Regions from separate parts of the Homo sapiens genome. Here region 2 is linked to region 1. The links are chromatin contacts, found by Hi-C in ENCODE. All regions are on one chromosome and are shown on one strand. Each heading gives the region's core, a stretch centred on a gene start or an enhancer-like site at or near the end of the contact. The rest is flanking DNA. Distances are from core to core; before and after follow the strand shown.

Region 1 (4,003 bases), core at 791-3,290:
GGAGCCCGCCACGGCGCCCGGCTAATTTTTTATATTTTTAGTAGAGACGGGGTTTCACCGTGTTAGCCAGGATGGTCTCGATCTCCTGACCTCGTGATCCACCCGCTTCGGCCTCCCAAAGTGCTGGGATTACAGGCGTGAGCCACAGCGCTCGGCCTTAAAAATTACTTTTGAAAAGAAATATAGACTGTTCTGTACGTATGATGGTGGACCAGAGACCTTTAAGCTCTCAGACAGCAAAACCGTTGGTCACGATGCCCACAGCGCTTCGAAGGCATGGCTTCAGCGGGCCCTGGACCACAGGCTGCCTACCGCAGAGCACAGCGCTCCAGGTGCGCACTCGGGGCCAGCACTGTTCCCCACGGAGCTCAGAGGAACTCCTGCAGGGAGGATGGGCAGCGCAGTCTGCAGCACCAGCGCTATCCAGATAGTCTTTAGAGAGAATTTCTTTTTTTTTTTTTTTTTGAGACGGAGTCTTGCTTTTTTGCCCAGGCTGGAGTGCAGTGGCAGGATCTCGGCTCACTGCAACCTCCGCCTCCCGGGTTCAAGCGATTCTCCTGCCTCAGCCTCCTGAGTAGCTGGGATTACAGGCGCGTGCCACCACGGCCGGCTAATTTTTGTATGTTTAGTAGAGACGAGATTTCACCATGTTGGTCAGGCTCGAACTCCTGACCTCATGATCCGCCCGCCTCGGCCTCCCAAAGTGCTGGGATTACAGCAGTGAGCCACCGCTCTAAAGAGAATTTCTACAGGACAAGATAAAGTCTTTAAAACTTGGGACGAACTTGACACACTGCACACAGCGGGCAAGCTGCAAAACCCGGGTACTGCAACGTCAGTGACAAGTAATTAATACCATCACACGGAAGAAACACTCTCAAAACCAACAGGAGAACCCAATGGGCAAGGAAAACGGCCGGCAAGCATTTGGAAAGACGCTCGGATATTCGAACACAAATGCGTGCCGGGGTGGTTTACCACGCAGACGCCCGCGGGGCCGATGCCTTACCTTCCAGCGCGCGCCGCAGCCGCTCCTTCCTCTCCTGGGCTGAGCGCTGCGCCTCCTCCCGGGCCTTGCGGTACAGGTACTCGCGGCGCAGGCGGGCCTCGCGGCGCAGCTGTGGGAACAGCAGGCCCAGTCACTCACTACTCGCTCCCGAGCCCCGGAACCCCGGAGCCCCGGAGCCGCTGAGCCTCCAAGTCCCCAGAGCCACATCCCCAGCACTTCACGCGCCCCGGACCTCCGAAACAGGAGCTCATTCTCCTACCATCTTGAGTGCCGCTTCCACGTGGGTCCGGGAGAATCTGTGGGCTCCTCCAGCGCGACACAGTCCTCACTTCCGCCCTCAACCAAGATGGTCCCTTAGACGCTTCACTGGTGCCTGCAGCTGTGGGGAATGCCCTATGTTAAGATGGCGAATAGGGCGGGGACATCTCAAGGCGATTGGCCATTCCGGCAGGGCGTTCTCCTTGGGATAACCGATAGACTGGATACAGAATGTCACACGTGACTTAGGACCGCAGCTAATAAATATGTCCGCCCAGGCTTCTCCATCCTCGTCCTCCCCCCACCACCGCCGTGCAGAATGCAGTTTTCAGATGACGAACCGCTAAAACAATCATAATTAGCGGCTGGAAACAGTTCAACTGTAAAAACCGCACACCGACTGAAGGTTGCTTGCCGGCTCCTTTCCAAATTAACTTTAAAACCACTCTTCCCTCAACCAAAATGGTTTCTGTAGAGCTTCGCCTTCTTCCATCGCCACAACAGTGGCGCGACTTCTAAGATTCGGCAGCTTCCGGAAGGACTCAGAACCACCTATAACCCTAGCCGACAGTTCAGCAGGCTGATCCACTTGGGGGCTAATTGGAGAAACCAGTTGATTGGTTGCTTCCGTGCTGCTTCTCTAAGGGCGCTTGCCCTTAAAGAAGCTGACCCAGAGGCCTTGGTGCTGCCGGCGTGGGGATCCCCAGATGGGAACGCCCCTTGATGGAGGATCTCGTGTGCCTATTGGCTGTCCTGCCAAACTGCGGAGGGTGACAAGGAAGAAGGTGGCTCCAGATCTGGAGGTGTGTCCATGGCGGCGCTTGACCTGCGAGCGGAGCTGGATTCGCTGGTCCTGCAGCTGCTTGGGGACCTGGAGGAGCTGGAGGGGAAACGAACGGTGTTGAACGCCCGGGTGGAGGAGGTAGGCGCCTGGGGCGGGCAGGAGGGTACACGGGCGTAAACTGAGTCTCACCGCTTTCCTCTCCCTGCAGGGCTGGCTCTCGCTCGCCAAGGCTCGCTACGCGATGGGCGCCAAGTCGGTAGGGCCCCTGCAGTATGCTTCCCACATGGAGCCCCAGGTCTGCCTCCACGCCAGGTGAGGAAGCTTCCATGCTGGGCTGGGTGGGCGGGCGGGCGCGTTCTAGGCCCGGGCTGCCAAAGCTCCATCCTCCCTTCTCGTCCTTCAGCGAGGCCCAGGAGGGACTCCAGAAGTTCAAGGTGGTGAGAGCTGGTGTCCACGCCCCAGAGGAGGTGGGGCCTCGCGAAGCAGGTGAGCCCCCTCTTCCTTCTGCAGAACCCCTTCCCAGTGTCAAAGACAAAATGCAAATTATGGAGATGATTTAAATTAGGTTTTTGCGATAAGAGAGAGCATCCCAGAGCAGAAGAACAGAATGTTTTTGTAGGGTGGTTTTGCCTTAGACTTTTATAGGAAGTAGAGAAATTGTTGGTGAGTTGCTTTACACTGGGAATAGATTTACAATCACATACATTTCAGTCAGCTGAACAGAAAATATTTATCTGTGTGTCTAGCTAGTTTCAGAGGGACAAACTTCTAATCCCAGTTAATCATCCTGAGACAAAGAATGGGGAGTTGGAACGTCTATGTCTGGTCTGTTGGCATGTTCAGGTACAATGGGTAAGATCAGTGTCACAGGCAAACAGGGTCATCAGTGGGTCTTACAGGAGTCACGGGAAAGAGTGGACAAACAGTCTCATCTGAATCACAAGGGGAAAGGCTGTGTTTTGTGGTAAGCTGTTTCCTGGAACCCCAAAGTTGGAATTTTCCAACCAACAGTGTTTTATAGAATCATGAGCTCAGATCAAGCTCAACATTGTCACCAAGATGATAAAGGTCAGGGAGTAAGATCCCAGCCTCCTCCAACCTTTCTTTCCTCAGGTCTGCGGAGGCGCAAGGGCCCCACTAAGACCCCAGAACCGGAGTCCTCTGAGGCCCCTCAGGACCCCCTGAACTGGTTTGGAATCCTAGTTCCTCACAGTCTACGTCAGGCTCAAGCAAGCTTCCGGGATGGTGAGTGGACCGTGTTGTTTGGCTCTGTGGCCCTCAGACCCTCTATCCACAGGGAACACTTGAGCACTGCTGCCATGGCTGGGGTTAGTCTGTGAAAGGCTTTGCAGGTTTTCCTCCATCCAAACTTCCGTTGTACACCCATTATTTTTTCCAAAAGCATTTACTGGTTGTTGGCAGCATTCGGGTTCATGCTAGCTGCTGGGGATACAGCAGGGAACAAAAGAGACAAACACTTTTCATGTAATGTTTAGAAGCAGACAAAGGCAACGTGCAAATAAGTAGGCCCTTAACATAAGTCAGGCTGTGAAAATTGTTATGAAAAACACATAATGGAGTGGGACAGGAGTGGGCCAGGGGAGGTCTCTCTGAGGAGGTGAAGGAAAAGCTTTGTGGGTGATTTTGGGGAACAGTGCTCTAGATGGAGGAACCAGCCAGGACAAAAGCCCTGAAGCCAGATATATCTGGTATGTGCCGAGGCCGGTGGCCTAGAGTGGAGTCAGGTGATGTAAGCCCTGATGAAGACTGTGGGACCCACAGAGAGGCTCTGAGCAGAGGATGGTGCAACTGGCTGTACAGGGTCACAGGAATGCTTGGGTGCTGGGCGGGGACACAGAGCAGAGGGAGGAAGTAGGTGTCAGGGAGCAGCCAGTGTGAGAAGCAGATAGCGTCACTGGAGGAGGAGGTAAGTGGTGGGAACCTGCACAGGT
Region 2 (4,003 bases), core at 1-2,500, 1.3 Mb before region 1:
TCATATATTTTGAAAGCTTTTTAAATTTTTTCTTTAAGAAGATTTTAGATGCTTATCACTGAGTACCAGAGGGATGTAGGCTGGTGCCCTTATTAACAAAGTCAGGGACCGTGGCACACAAGGATTGACTACTGCAGATACGGTCACAATGCTACCTCTAGATGGCCTGAATCCCCCTGCCCTCTCTGGTGGGGAGAAGGGCTGGCAGAGCCATTAGCATGGGCTCCGGCCAATCCTGGCCACTTTGATGCTCCTGGTGCTGACCCAGGGTCCTGGAGGAAGGGATGAGGTGGGCAGTAGAGATGCTTAGGGCAGCAGCCCCTTTCCATCCACACTGGAACTATTTCAGTATTTTACCACCAATTCGGCCATTCCGTTGTGCGCTGGCTGAACATCAGCCCTGCTCCAGGTCTCAGTTTCCCCTTTGTAAAAGGAAAGCTCTGGATTCAGGGGTGACCAGAGGTCATCATGGTCTTGAGATTCGAGGCCTGTAGGCAGGGGGTGAGAGGTTCACTAGGAGCACAGAAGGCCAAGGTTGGGGAGAGGCAGCAGAGAGAGTGGCCTCCCTTCGGCCCAGGTGGGAGGTTCACAGAGACACACTTCCTTCTTCCCCAAGGCAGGACTTGTTATAGTGAGCTTCAGGCAGTCTGGCTCTTAGGACTAACTAGGATGTCACCCTCCCTGCAGCATCCACCACTCCATAGACAACATGAGAGGAGTGTGTAAGTATAACTAGAACAAGCTAGTGTCCTGATATTCTCTGTGATGGAGGGGACAGCCCTCCTCAGAGACCCGGGGGGGCCCAGAACCATGGGCAGCCTGAACACACTTTACTTTCTCAGCAGTGAAAATCAGAACCCTGGCCTACTAAAGCAGAAATTAAAAAGAGAAAAACCTAAGTTCCTGCCTGTTCCAGGCTGACTCACTCCAAGGCCGTGCTAGAATTAAGATAACTTTATATACAAGGCCAGGAAGAGCCCAGAAGGAATGGACTCCAGGAACAGGGATGAGAAAAACAAGTTCTTATCAGCTTCCCCCTTTGAGATTCTTTCCCAGGCCAATATTTCTTTGTTCTGCTCTCATAACTATTTTTGTAACTATCTCTGTAAGTTTATAAGGATTTTTTAAGTTCCTGTTTTCCATCTGTGTGACCCTGAGAAGGTCACAAGACATGCCTGAGCAAGCCTAAAATAGTTACCATCTGCTGAGAGCCTGCTGGGTGGCCCAGCAGAGGTCATCAGACATGTTTGAGTCATACACTTGTCACTGTTTGATTAACTGCCTTTGTTCTGCTTCTGTAAGCTTGCTAAGCCCGCCCTGTAAGTTTTGCACAGCTGCATGCTTAAAAACCAGGCCCCGTCTTTTTTCCGGGCTCAGCCTTTTGGATGCAAATCCACTGGGCAAGTGGTCACTTTAATAAAATCCTCCTGTCTCACCCATTGGTCTCTCCAGTCTCTTGAATCCCTCAACACTAAGATGGCTCCAAGACAGCATGTGAGACTTAAGTAATAACTTTTTTGTTTGTTTGTTTGTTTTTATTTTTGTATGAGACTGGGTCTGGCTTTTTCACCCAGGCTGGAGTGCAGTGGTGCAATCACAGCTCACTGCAGCCACTTCCTGGGCTCAAGCCACCCTCCCACCTTAGCTTCCCAGGTAACTTAGGACTACAGGTGTACACCACTATCGCTGGCTAATTTTTGTATTTTTTCCAGAGACGAGGTCTCACTGTCTCACTGAGCTCAGGCTGGTCTCAAATTCCTGAGCTCAAGAGATTTACCAGTCTCAGCCTTCCAAAGTGCTAGGATTACAGGCATGAGACACTGTGCCTGGCCAGTAATTTTGTTTTATTATATTAAGGTGAGGTTTATACCACCTTCTTCTGATTACAGAAGTAATACATGCTCATTATGTAACACTGAAAATGTAAGCAGTATAAAAAAGAAAATAAAAAAGAATATGAAAATCACTAGTGGTCCCATTGTCTACTGATACACTATGTGCTGCTTCCTAATCTTTACTTCCTCTCCCTCCATGTGTGTCTTTGTGTGTTTGTGTGTGTGTCTGTCTGTGTGGTCTTTTTCTTGGCACATAGGACAATAGCTGACAATTATAGCTCCCCTACCAGTGTTGAGCATTGTGTTAAGCAATTAACAAAGTGGATTTTATTTAACTCCTACAGAAAACCTATAAAGGGGAAGGGCAGTATAATTAACAGAATTTCCCAGATGAAAAGACTGGGACCTGACTTGAGGTCACATTTTATATACAGCATTGTATTTTACTTCAGACACTTAACAAAGTAAGTGTCCTGGAGAATCTTGGTCTGTTAGTCTATATAATAACATAAGCATCTTTTGTAGGATTAATAGTTTTTCCAAAGCATGCCTGGAATGCTTGCATAACATTTTAGAGTTTAAATATGTTGTTTATTGCCAGGCATGGTGGCTCATGCCTGTAATCCCAGCATTTTGGGAATCCGAGGCAGGTGGATTGCCTGAGCTCAGGAGTTTGACACCAGCCTGGCCAACACAGTGAAACCCCATCTCTACTAAAATACAAAAAAATAGCCAGGCATGGTGGGGGTGCCTGTATTCCCAGCTACTTGGGAGGCTGAGGCAGGAGAAGTGCTTGAACCTGGGAGGTGGAGGTTGCGGTGAGCCGAGATTGTGCCACTGCACCCCAGCCTGGGCAAGAGTGAGACCTTGTCTCAAAAAAAAATGATTTTATCAAACCGTTTTCATCTTTGAAACATTTTAGGTCTCCTCTTTGGCTTTTTCGCATTATTAATAATACTGTGATAAACATCCTTCAGCAGAAACCTTCATAGGCTAGCTTCCTAGAAGTAGAGGTATTAGGTCCAAGGTTGTGAATTGTTTTAAAGCTATTTATTTTTCTGGATAAAATTGCTTCCAGAGATACTGTCCCATTGCATTGCAATCAGTGGATCTCACCTTCAGTATTTTGTGCAATTAAAAAAAAGAATGCTTCTCCTTTTAAAGATTATATTTAAAATAGCTTTTAAATATGAAAAATTTGTATCTACAAATAAGAGATAGTGAAAAAAATAATAAAAGAAACACAAAAGCAGAAAGTAGATGAAAACATTAAAATTCAAATCACAGGCCTCTGTCATGGAGAGGACAGCTGCAATAGCTTTTTTGTTCTTTTATCTCTGCTTGATACATTCTTCTTTTAATTAATTTTTACCCCAACTTAAGTGCTGGCTGAGTTGTCGATTTGTTGCTGGGATGGAAAGAAGAAATTTGCACCTTGTCTTTTGCAGGTTATGAAAGCCCTGTCTGTCCTCATGGTTATGTGGGGGTCTTTTAGATTATTGTGAATATTGAGCTTTGAAAATAACCTAACAGTCAATCAATTGCTGAGCTTCTATTACCAGTAGTGGGACACAATGTACATCATGTAGAGAGGCAGACTTGTCACTGACAAAAGGGTTGACCCCTGGAAAACCAGCACAGAGCCAGCTCTTCTGTCTGAATCCACTCTTTCCAAAACATAAGTCATGGAAAGAAATAAGAGTCTCAAGAAATGAGACTCTTACCGTGATGAGAGGGGGACCTTGAAAAGCTACTTTAGTGATTAGGGAGAGAAGTCCCTTTTTGCATCCCAAATCAAGCAGAGGACTGGTAGTCCAAATATAATTTCTGAATAACCTGAGTCACCTGGGCCCTGAGGAATCCTGGCCTCTTAGTCCACATTTGCAGAAATATCAGGAGGTCAATCAGGAAGCTGGTTAGGCATCTCAACACAGGGTCAAAAAGCTCCTAGGTATGCAAATAAATGTGCACACTGGAAATTGGTTCAGCAAGTTTTCCATGGCCTAGAGAACTATGATGATGAAAATGTTCTACATTTGTGCTGGCCAGTTCAGTAGCCACTAGCCACATGTGGCTATTGAGTAACTGAAATGTGGGTAGTACAACTGACCAGCTAAATTGTACAACTGACCAGCTAAATTGTAAATTGTTTTATTTGAATTAATTTT

Evidence for each region. Hi-C counts contacts between places; a loop is a spot of excess contacts on that map. Pooled maps may share reads with other maps.
Region 2: a map of gastrocnemius medialis shows a loop between it and region 1 (16-fold over the local background). The contact joins the enhancer-like site here to the promoter of VMA22 in region 1. A Hi-C loop is called at or near these places in 3 of 168 maps with a recorded cell type or tissue (GM12878 and gastrocnemius medialis), 2 of 37 single-sample maps with no recorded cell type and 7 of 50 pooled maps.

What each region holds. Positions count from the first base shown.
Region 1 is chr2:130,340,201-130,344,203 of GRCh38, reverse strand. It overlaps VMA22 (vacuolar ATPase assembly factor VMA22), which reads left to right and starts at 2,040. Exons shown (of 5, transcript NM_032357.4): 1 at 2,040-2,189; 2 at 2,260-2,363; 3 at 2,455-2,537; 4 at 3,165-3,296. The coding sequence starts at 2,079. IMP4 (IMP U3 small nucleolar ribonucleoprotein 4) reads right to left here and starts at 1,307. Exons shown (of 9, transcript NM_033416.3): 1 at 1,269-1,307; 2 at 1,010-1,118. The coding sequence starts at 1,271. RefSeq lists enhancers at 1,275-1,444, 1,575-2,124.
Region 2 is chr2:131,666,283-131,670,285 of GRCh38, reverse strand. No RefSeq gene overlaps it. Among named protein-coding and RNA genes, the nearest start is that of LINC03124, 14 kb to the left of the region's middle. RefSeq lists an enhancer at 1,111-1,290 and a cis regulatory region at 1,083-1,390. Within about 2 kb of position 1,250, at least 6 of the 41 ENCODE cell types and tissues checked have a DNase peak (open chromatin) inside an H3K27ac peak, as active enhancers do.